2 separate regions of the Mus musculus genome follow, and region 2 is linked to region 1. The links are chromatin loops, found by intact Hi-C in ENCODE. Cell type or tissue: heart. All regions are shown on one strand. Each heading gives the region's core, and the rest is flanking DNA. Links, peaks and the distances in the headings are about the cores only. Region 1 holds the start of Samd4b (sterile alpha motif domain containing 4B). Region 2 holds the start of Rps16 (ribosomal protein S16).

What was found. Hi-C counts contacts between places; a loop is a spot of excess contacts. Peaks named below come from ENCODE experiments on the same cell type or tissue, not always from the same donor. Only the 100,000 strongest peaks of a DNase experiment are listed, where the experiment ranks them.
Region 2: it touches region 1 in a loop (2.5-fold over the local background); 1 of 42 quality-filtered maps calls a loop at or near these places.

The regions. Positions count from the first base shown.
Region 1 is chr7:28,434,506-28,439,873 of GRCm38, forward strand. It overlaps Samd4b (sterile alpha motif domain containing 4B), which reads right to left and starts at 1,686. Exons shown (of 13, transcript NM_175021.3): 1 at 1,633-1,686. It also overlaps a transcript of Gmfg not described here. In heart, for the core only: CTCF peaks have their summits at 2,152 (motif pointing right), 2,351 and 2,649; DNase peaks (open chromatin) are centred at 1,336, 1,966 and 2,636; H3K4me3 peaks cover 3,080 bases; H3K27ac peaks cover 2,076 bases.
Region 2 is chr7:28,350,038-28,355,405 of GRCm38, forward strand. It overlaps Rps16 (ribosomal protein S16), which reads left to right and starts at 652. Exons shown (of 5, transcript NM_013647.2): 1 at 652-814; 2 at 955-1,056; 3 at 2,140-2,236; 4 at 2,326-2,373; 5 at 2,457-2,661. The coding sequence starts at 767. The coding sequence ends at 2,602. AF357399 (snoRNA AF357399) reads left to right here and starts at 1,503; the gene lies at 1,503-1,596. In heart, for the core only: a CTCF peak has its summit at 3,354 (motif pointing right); a DNase peak (open chromatin) is centred at 574; H3K4me3 peaks cover 1,980 bases; H3K27ac peaks cover 2,048 bases.

The DNA.
Region 1 (5,368 bases), core at 217-5,216:
CTTCTGAGAAAGGTCCTGACAGAGGGATTTTTAAATACAGGGTAGGGTAGGCATTGGGGGGCTTTATGAGAAATCTCAAGTTTAAAAACAAACAACCCCCCCCAAAAAAAAACCCCAAGCATATAGGGCTGAGGGAAGAAGACTCCTAATGAAGACCTGAAAGCATTGGAGTAGGTTTTCCACAAAGAATTCTGGGTGTTCAGCTATACTGAAGAAAGATTAGGTAGGTATGCAAGGCTTTCTAAAGATGGTTCTAGAGAATTGGGGGTGGGGGAGATTCTGAGGAAGAGATAGCTAGAAAAGTCTTTTAATAAGAAAGTCTGAGAAAAAGAAAGAACTAAAGGCCATCTCAGGGTTACTAAGTTCTGTGATGCATGGGGGTCCTGAAAGCTGTAGCTTAGAGGGGTGTTTCAGTATTGTAAGGAAGAGTGTCAGAAAGTTTACCAAAGGCTAGAAAGGGAGTTTCAAATTTTCAGGTTATCCAAGAAAAGTTTGAGAAGAATAGAGGCTATGAGGAAACTTTTTTGGAGTCCGTACACTATTCTTAAAACATGTGGTGTGTGTTACTGGAAAGGATTTGGGATACAGAAGACAGGCTTTGGAAGAGGTTTTGGGAATATGAGAGGAACTCTGGAGATTTTCAAGATTAGAAGGTGTAGAGGCTGAGGAGAAAAGGGCTGGGGTACATGAGATTACCTCTAGAGCATTCCAAGCTGGGGAATATTTGTGTAACATGAGTTTGGAAATCTATAGAAGGGTCTAAGAAATATGAGAAGAGGACAGGGCGTATATAGGAGGTGGAAGCAAAGAGAGGAGAGGAGAGGGTCCTCTAGGTGAGTTTTGGCATCTAAGAGCACTTCCTGAGTATCTGAGGACGACTGTTCTGGGATATGCAAGCTCTTTAAGGATGATGTAGTGTTCACCAGGGACATCCTGAAGAATTTGGGGATAAGAGTGAAAATCTCTAAGACTTTTGGAATGGGGAGAGGTAGAAGGGTAAATTCTTGGGGGTATTTGAAGAAGTCTGAAGGAGAGATGACTTGAATATGTGATGCAGATGGGGGGGGGGTTAGATGCAGAGAGTATCTGGGGGCGGTTTAGGGGCTTTAAGGTTCTTCCTGGGGGAGATGCCTGGAATATCTGTGCTGTGAAGACAGATGACGAGTAGCCACCAAGGAATGTGTTGCGATTCAGGAGGAAGATGTGAGGAGAGAACCAAGGACCAAAGGGCGGGGATCCACAGGGAGCGTCCCCAGAGGAGGCAGTTGAAAGCTGAGGGTGGTCTCCGGGGAGGCCGCTGGAGTCGTGCGGGAGGACCAGGCAGATGTGTGCCGAGTCAGGACAGAAGTCCCCGGGCCCGGCCCCTCGGCTAGCCCCAGGGCGTGACGGTTTGGGAGGGAAACTGAGGAAGGGGCCCGGGTAGGGAGAAACGGGCTGAGTGCGGAACCCTAAGGGGTCCTCCAGGATCCTCCGGCCTCCCGAGGCCCGAGTCAGCCGCCCGCCGCAGCCCGCGGCGCGGGGTCCCTGAGGGGGCGGGGCCGGCCGCGCGGCCTGGGTCGCCCTGAGGGGAGCGCCGCGCGCCTCGACCGCCGCCGCCCCGCGCCCGCCGGCCCGGCCTTGCCCGAGACTCACCGCCTCGGCCTCCGCCGCCGCCGCCGCCACCCGCACCTCCTCGGGCAGCCGCCGCCACCCGCGCCGCTGCCGCCGCCGCCGCCGCCGCCGTCGCCCCCTCTCTGGCCCGAGAGCTCCCCTCCCTCCTCCCGCACCGACCACCGCCGCCGCCGCCGCCGCCGCCGTCGCGCTGCGTCACCGCGCCGTGCGTCACCGCCCCTGGCCCCGCCCCGGAGGGCCACTGTGCGCCAGCATTAGCTCACACCCTATTGACAGACGGTGAGCCCAGCCAACTGGCGGCGAGGGCAGACCGAAGGGTGGGAGGTGTGCGGCAAGAAAGGCGGGGTCTTGGCCTGGAGGGGAGCGACAGGGCTGGAAGGAGGCCTGAGAGGCCCGCCCCCTCCTCACTACGATTGGTCTGACGAGAAGGTGACGGACAGACGGACAGGCCCCGGGCGGAGAGCAGAGGGCCGGGAAGAGGAGGGGCGCGCGCCGCGTTGCCCCGGGCAACGGTCTGGCGAAGCCCGCGATTGGACCTACGGACCCGCAGGGGGCAGTCTCGCGCCGGTCTAACTCAGTAGCGGCGAACCCAGTCACAATTCCTCATTCTGGCGTTCAAGGACCCCCTCCTCTCCGCCCCTCGGTCACACCCCGCCCAGGGTTTGTGTCCGGTAGTACCATCGCCCTTTGGGATGACAATGCTGCCTCCTGGCTCCTGGTATCGATCGGCCGCGCCTCAAGTGACACCTCAAGATGAGCGAGGTCGACCCTTTAAGGGTGGAAAGAGATAAGACCCCACACATAAGAGGCTGTCAATAAATGGAGATTGCTTCCATCACTCTTGTCGTGATCTTAGTCCATCCACAAACTGTCCTGCGCTGGGGTGAACTGACTGGAAAGGGGCCGGCTCTCCAGAAGGGTGACAGCAACGTGGCTTGTTCCGAGAACTCCAAGAAATACAGTCAGGGTGGAGTGTCGAATTTACGACAGGGAGTGGTAGGAAATGAGCTGCGGCTAGATGTTTGGCCACTGGAGGGAGTATGCACTTGTGCTAAAGGCACAGCGACTAGAGTGACGGGGCCAGTAAGGTCTTGGGGACTTGGGAGTTTGGAAGGGACGCCTCTAGCTTACATAGGGAAGTGGGGTGAGAAGGAATGAGACACAGAAGAGAGAACCCAGGGAGCTACCTGGGGAGTTGGGGCGGGGTTGCATCTGGAAGGGACCTTGGGGAGGGAGGAGGTGCGAAGTAGGCGGGACACTCAGGTGGCCCATTGAACTAGCCTTTTGCCACTGGCTGGCCACAGGGCGGAAGAGAAAAGTCCAGGACAAAGCCCTCTGGGAGATTGGGTCCCAGAGGAGAAGCTCAATGTGGGACAGCCAACACTGAGGTCAAGACCATTGCCCCACCTCGGGCACAAATTGAGGCTGGAGACCAGGATTTAAGGATCATTAGAGATGGTAATTGAGGTTGTGGGAGTTTGTGACCAATCCCAAGGAGGGTATGAGGGGTGAATGGAGACAAGGCTCAGACGGAATTCTGAGAAATGAGGGCACATGAGTTGAGAAAAGAAATGAGTACTAGACCAACATTGTGAAGATGGCACAGGAAAGAGTTGACGGGAACTGGGCTTAGCGGCGCGTCCTATCCCAGCAGAGCATTTCTGTAGGCTTGAAGCTAGCCTGGTCTACATATTGAGACCCTGAACTCGGGAGGCAGAGGCAGGTGGCTCTCTGAGTTCAAGGCTAGTTTTGTCTACAGAGCGAGTTCCAGGACAGCCAGGGCTGCGCAGAGAAACACAGATATTTTAAGTCTTTTTTTTTTTTAAGATTTATTAATTATGAGCACACTGTAGGTGTCTTTAGACAGACCAGAAGAGGGTATCAGATTCCATTGCAGATGGTTGTGAGCCACCATGTGGTTGCTGGGAATTGAACTCAGGACCTCTGGAAGAGCAGCAGTCAGTGCTCTTAACCACTGAGCTATCTTCCCAGCCCACTCCACCTTTTTTTTTTTTTTTTTTTTTTTGGTCTTTGGAGACAATGTCTTTTTAGATATTCATGGCTGGCCAAGACTCCTGCCTCAGACTCCTGAGTGCTGGGGTTAGAGATCTGTACCACCACACAAGCTAGAGAGGGAGTTCTTTGTTTTTAAAATAGAAGAACTAAAATTGTATGGAGGCTTAGGAGAAGATTCATCAGGGGTCAGGGAGAGATCATAGGAAGAGTTGGGAAGACTGAAGAGGTACCTGGCAGGTGGGATGGAGACCAGTGATGGGACCTGCCCATTATTAAAAAGGGGAGCCAGCACAGAAAGTCAAGTGGAGCAAGAACTTAGAAATATTTTTTTTATTTCTTCACTAAAATACATATGGTTTTCTCATAAGTTACTTTGCCTTTATTTCTTCTTTATAGAACAGGTGGCTTTATGAATTGATTTTTTTTCCAAAATTTGGGCATATAAATAGGTCACATTACCCAGGAATTGTTTCAAGGGAAGGGGAACTTGTGTATCTGTGTGGGACACTCATGAGATCAAAAGGCCAGGCCCTGTGTATGATAATGCCTGCTCTCACTGAGCTACACATAACCCCTCAATGCCCATTTGTTTATTTTATCAGATTTTCTAGAGTTTGTGTTTGTTTGGTTTTGGGGTTTTGGTTTTTTTGAGAAGGGCTTTTCTGTGTAGCCATGGCTATTCTGAACTCACTGTATAGACCAGGCTGACCTCAAACTCAAAGATCTGCCTGTCTCTGCCTCCAGGGTGCTGGGATGAAAGATGTTCACAGCTACTTCTCCGCTGCCAGTGCTCTTAACTGGTTCTAGATGGCGAGCTATCTCTGGAACACCTGTTTTTTGATGTTGCTTTTTTTTTTTTTTTTTTTTTTTTTTTTTTGAGACAGGACCTTGTGTATGCCCAGGCTGGCTTCACTGTAATCCAGGTTGGCCTCAAATTTGCTATGTAGCCAAGGTTGTCCTTAGCTCTTGATCTCCTGTCTTTCTTTGCCTATCAAATTCTAAAATTAAAGAACTGGCTCTGTTTTGTTGTTTTTGACAAAAAGCTGAGCTATGTAGCTCAGAATGGCCTGCAGGTCCCCATCCTCCTGCTTCTGGCTCCCCAGTGCTGGAATTGCAGGCACACATCATCGTGCTCAGCTAGAATCTCCTGTGTCCTTTTACATTTCTCATTAGAGTTTATTTGTTTATGTTTGTGCATGCATGAACACGCCACGTCCCACTTGCGGAGGTCAGAGGACAATTTGTGGGAATCAGTTCTCTCCTTCCATGTGGGTTCAAGGAATGAATTCAATTTTTCAGGCTTGGTAGCAAGTACCTTTACCTTCTGAGCCACCTCACCGGCCCTATTTTGGTCTTTTGGTATGCAGTGTCTCTGTGTAACACTGGCTCTTCTGGAGTTCACTGTTGTCACCTAGGTTGGCCTCAGACTTGGCAATCCTGACTGCTGGAAGATATCTATATCTATCAATGTATATTATGTATTATGTTATATAATTAATAAACATTGCAATTATATTTAAATTGGGGGCTGGAGAGATGGCTCAGCAGTTAAGAGCACTGACTGCTCTTTCAGAGGTCCTGAGTTCAATTCCCAGCAACCACATGGTGGCTCACAGCCACCTATAATAAGATCTGATGCCCTCTTCTGGTGTGTTTGAAGACAGCTACAGTATACTCACATAAATAAAATAAATTTTAAAAATTTAAAAATTAAAAAAAAATTATATTTGAATTGTATAGA
Region 2 (5,368 bases), core at 314-5,313, 84 kb before region 1:
GGGTCAAGCTGGGAGAACAATGTCCCTGGAGCAGTTGCTGGGGAGAGGAGCCACCAAAGAGGTAGTTAATTTTGGCAGCGAAAGCAGGCGAAGGCCCGAGTCTGTGAGGAAAAAAAACGTATATAAGGCACAACCAGAAGGCAAGAGAAGTTTATTTAGGAGAGCGCTGGAAAGGGCTTTTAAGGGGTCAGGTTTCCTGGGAAGAAGAGGAAGGCAATTCTGGTGAAAGGCTGATTCGCGACGGGGGATCGTAAGGGCTAGGAAAGAGGGTTCTGGAGGCAAGATTCTGAAAAGCCAGCTTGACTTAGCATAGTGGATGCGGGAAGACTCCGATGGGATGGGGATCCTGGGAAAGGGTGGGAGGAAGAGGGTGAGAATCGGCCTGGAGAAGCGCCGAAGGAGAGCATCGAAGAGCAGGAATGTCTATAAGAACTGGCCGAAAGTCAAGACCAAGGCTGCGGAAAAGCAATGGAAAAAGGAGGCCAGCCCCATCTTCCGAGTTCTGGACGGAGTCCCCACCCTCCGGGTCCCGCACAGCTCCGCCCCTTCCCCTCCGACACCGCCCCCTCCCTTGCCTGAAGGCGTTCCCGCCGCAATTCACACGTCCCCTCTCAGGCTTCGACGTCAGCCGTAAAGCCCGCTTCTGTCGTGACGTAGCACTCAATGCGCCTGCGCAGACCCTGAAAAATCGGCTGGGTTGGCCCCGCGCTTCCCTTTTCCGGTCGCGGCGCTGCGCGGTGTGGAGCTCGTGCTTGTGCTCGGAGCTATGCCGTCCAAGGGTCCGCTGCAGTCCGTGCAGGTCTTCGGACGCAAGGTGTGCCAGGGGCGGCATAGAAAGAGGTGGGGGTGGGGAGGGGGGTGAGAAGGCCCTGGCTGGGTGACATGATGAGCTGGGGCCCGCTGAGCCAGGGTCCCGCGCTCACACGGCCCCGCCGTCTCCCTCGCCCTTCACAGAAAACAGCCACGGCTGTGGCCCACTGCAAACGGGGAAATGGGCTCATCAAGGTGAACGGACGTCCCCTGGAGATGATCGAGCCGCGCACGCTGCAGTACAAGGTGTTGGGGTCGGGCATGGGCGTCCGGGTGGCGAGACGGAAGGGAAGGCCCCGGGATGATAGGGAGTTGAGGTGGGGGAAGGAGGATGGCTTACCTCGCGGTAGACCTTAACCTGGGCTCGGGAAAGATGAAGTCGGAGCTGGTAAAATACATGAAAACGTGGCCTATTCTATAACCTCGAAGCTCTCCAGATGCGAGGGGCCCGTGGCCAGGAGAATAGCACAGTGTATCCGACCTAATTGACGATTTCTGGTCTAGAAGTATGAGTTTACAGCTCATGTGTATACTCCTAGCTCCTTGGAGGATAGCATACTACGAGTTACGAATCCAAAGCGCCGCCGTTTAGGTCAGCATGGGGCTACAACGTGGAACCTTGAAAAATACAATAGGAGTCCTCTGAAGTCTAACATTGGTAGCACTTGTATGGGTTTTTGTTGAACTAGTGGGCAAAAACTGGAAAACAAGTGCAAGAACAAATCCTCTTTTGCAACCCAGAACTCATTGTTGTATGAGTTTTGGTACATGTAAGAAGGAATATCATACCTTGCAGACAATGCATTCTAATGGTAGTGTTGATGTTAATGCCACTAGACCCCCGTGCTTAGTCTAATCCAAGTCTGTCAGGTGACTAAAAAGGACAGTCTGTCAGTTTATTTGAACGATTGGTGTGTGTACCCTGTGTTGTGAATTGGGCCAACACCAGTGATGGAGGTGGCTCTAGGCCTGCCACTCGGGGAGCTTCTGGATAGACTGGTCCTAGGTATTGGACAAATTTGATCCAAAGAGAAGATGGAATGACCACTGTGAGAACAGTGGACCTGTCTGACCTTGCTTCCTGTTTGGGGAAGTTCATAGTTGCCTGTCACTCCATGATTCCAGCTCCTCGGTGTCTCAGGCCCTCTTCTGGTCTCTATGGGCACATATACATGGGACTCTGAGGGGCACAGGGATCCTAGGATAGGCTGCCTCCTTGATTCTGGTGATGGTGGGAACCACACAAAGGGAGATGATGAATGTCCATGGAGAGTGGTTAAGTCAGGGTATGACTTAACTCCCTAACCCCATATTTTCCCATTTCTCTAGTTACTGGAGCCTGTTTTGCTTCTGGGCAAGGAGCGATTTGCTGGTGTGGATATTCGGGTCCGTGTGAAGGGTGGTGGACATGTGGCCCAAATTTATGGTAAGTCTCAGGATCTAAGCCTATGGGTGTGAGGCAGCTCCTGGAAGGACTGGGTCTTCACTAAGCTTTTTGGTCATTGTGTCTTGCAGCCATCCGACAGTCCATCTCAAAGGCCCTGGTAGCTTATTACCAAAAATGTGAGTGAGAGCTGGTCTTTCATTTCATGGCGGGTGGGCTATGTGGTAGGACCAAACTAAAGGTCTTGTCTATTAATCTCCAGATGTGGATGAAGCCTCCAAGAAGGAGATCAAAGATATCCTCATCCAATACGATCGGACCCTGCTTGTAGCTGACCCCCGTCGCTGCGAATCCAAAAAGTTTGGAGGTCCTGGTGCCCGTGCCCGATACCAGAAATCCTACCGATAAGCCCATCTCAAGGATCGGGGTTTACCTTTGTAATAAACATCCTAGGATTTTAACGTTCCTGTTTTTGTGTTGGTCTCTTTTTGTAGTATTAGTGTGGTTGGACAGTGCAAGAAACTCCCTTAGTAAGTGGCACTAAGGAGTAATGGCTGCCTTCCAGAGCATTTGAGCTCTGTTTTTGTGTGTATACGCTTGCTTGCTTATTTATTTATTTATTTTTACTTTTTTGTTTGTTTTTTTTTTTGTTTTTCGAGACAGGGTTTCTCTGTGTAGCCCTGACTGTCCTGGAACTCACTTTGTAGACCAGGCTGGCCTTGAACTCAGAAATCCATCTGCCTCTGCCTCCGGAGTGCTGGGATAAAAGGTGTACGCCACCATGCCTGGCCCCTATTTTTTTTTTTAAAGACCTGGTTTTTCTTGGCCCCTGGCTATCCTAGAACTCAACTATATCGACTCCAGAGCTGTGCCTCCTTCTGATTCACGAGTGCTGGGAATAAAGGCGTGGACCACCACATTTAATCCTCTCTGGCCTTTATGGTTTGTAGAGATGGCAGGTAGAAGGCTTAGTTTGTTTCCCTTGGGTGGAATGCATGGTGGGCAGAGCCTGGGTTTTTATGTTTATGGGTGTATGTAAGTGCATGTAGACATCAGAGGGCCATCTTGGATGTTCAAATGCTGCCCACCTTAAATTTTGTTGAAAGATTCTTTGTTACTTATGTGTATGAGTTTTGCTAGGTAGGTGTGTATGTATGTACACCACACACCCAATTCCTGCAGAGGCCAGAAGAGGGTGGTGCGCGCTTGGAATTGGATTTACAGACTGGTAGGAGTCACCATTTAGATGCTGAACCCAAGTCCTCTAGGAGAGCAGCCAGCACCTTGTTTAACTTGGAGCTAAACCTCTACTAGCCCCAAGATTTTTGAGACAGTGTGTATATACACTTGAGGGAGGCCAAAGGGCAGGTTGAACAAGATCTCTTACTGAAATCAGGTAGTGAGCTTCAGGAGTCTACATGTCTCTACCTCATTTGCACAAGGATTACAAGTGTGCAACCATGCCAAGCATCAATTCATTCTTATTTTTGAGACAGGTTTCTTGTATATGTGTTCTGAAGCCAGTTACATAACAGCTGATAGCTGGCAAGTGGGTGATAGGAACTGAACCTGGTCCTACCCGATACCAAGCCTCGAGCCCTTCCTGATTATACGTAACTCTACTCTGGGACTGAACTCTGGTCCTCATGCTTCCTAAAGCAAGCACTTTGCCAGTCAGGCTTTCACCAGAGACCCTTTTGGTTTTGAGGAATCTGGCTATGTTATGCTGGGCCCAAGCGGTCCTATGTCCCCACCTCAGTAGCCAGGACCTGAATGTACAACTATCATAGCACACTATCAGATATTCTGTTCTCTGCCTACCTTGTTTTGTCTGGGAGCAAACCCAGGGCTTTGAGCAAGGTGAGATGTCCCTGCCTTTTTGCACTTCACTGAGCTGTCACACTTCATAGCCTTTGCTCATCTGTAACTCCACGGCTCAAGAATGCCTCCGCCTCCCAAACCCTGGGACTTGAGTTGTAAAGTGCCACACCTAGCCCTGCTGAACACAAGAGTCCTCTGAGGCCTGTAGTCTTCAATACAAAGGAAGTGGGTGCAGGTTTTAAAACATCAGCCAGCAGTATGGATATTTGATAAGGAAGGGCCACCAACTTTAAGGAGCCTCCTATCTGTAGGTCAGGCAAACTCAATGCTCTTCTGAGTTTAGGTGCTGGGGGTGGAGCCCAGCCTGAAGGCAGACAGTGCTCAATGTAGGGAGCCCTTGGAGCCTGTCTAGCTTAGATGGGCTCAAGTGTGCACCTCTACCTATGTGAGCAATTCACCTGTTGGGGCCATATGCTTGTTTGGTTTTTAAAGATTTATGTGAGTACACCGTTGCTGTCTTCAGACACACCAGAAGAGGGCTTCAGATCTCATTACAGATGGCTGTGAGCTACCATGTGTGTGCTAGGAATTGAACTCAGGTCCTCTGGAAGAGCAGTCAGTGCTCTAACTGCTGAGCCATCTCTCCAGCCCCTGAGGTACTGATTTTTGATGCTGGTTTCTTTGTATACCCCTGGCTATCCTTGAACTCTATCTGAAGACCAGGCCTGTCTCCCTAGGATTAAAGGCGTGTACCAACACTGCCTGGCCATTATGTATTCTTTGCACTTGCAAAGGGAAGGTAGGAAAATCAGAAGTCCAAGGTCACCCTTGGCTGTGGAGGTGAGTTCAAATTTGGCTTGACATAAACACTTTCAAAAGTAATTCAGGGAGGCTGGAGAGATGGTTCAGCGGTTAAGAACACTGACTGCTCTTCCGAAGGTCCTGAGTTCAAATCCCAGCAACCACATGGTGGCTCACAACCATCTGTAATGAGATCTGATGCCCTCTTCTGGGGTGTCTGAAGACAGCTACAGTGTACTTACATATAATAAATAAAACTTTAAATAAAAAAAAATAATAATTCAGGGGATGGAGAGATGGTTCAGGGGTTAAAGCATTGGCTGCTCTTCCGAGGGAATCCTGATTTAATTCCCAGCACCAACATGGCAGCTTACAACTGTAACTTCAGTTCCAGGGGATCTGACACCCTCATACAGACAAACATGCAGGCCAGTGCCTAGGAGCCTCTGTGGATGCCAGTCTGTTATGTGCTCTTTGTAGAGGAAAATAGAATGTCAGGTAGTGGCTCACTCAAGAGCACAGGGTGGAAGCAGGAAGTGGTGCTGAGCCACA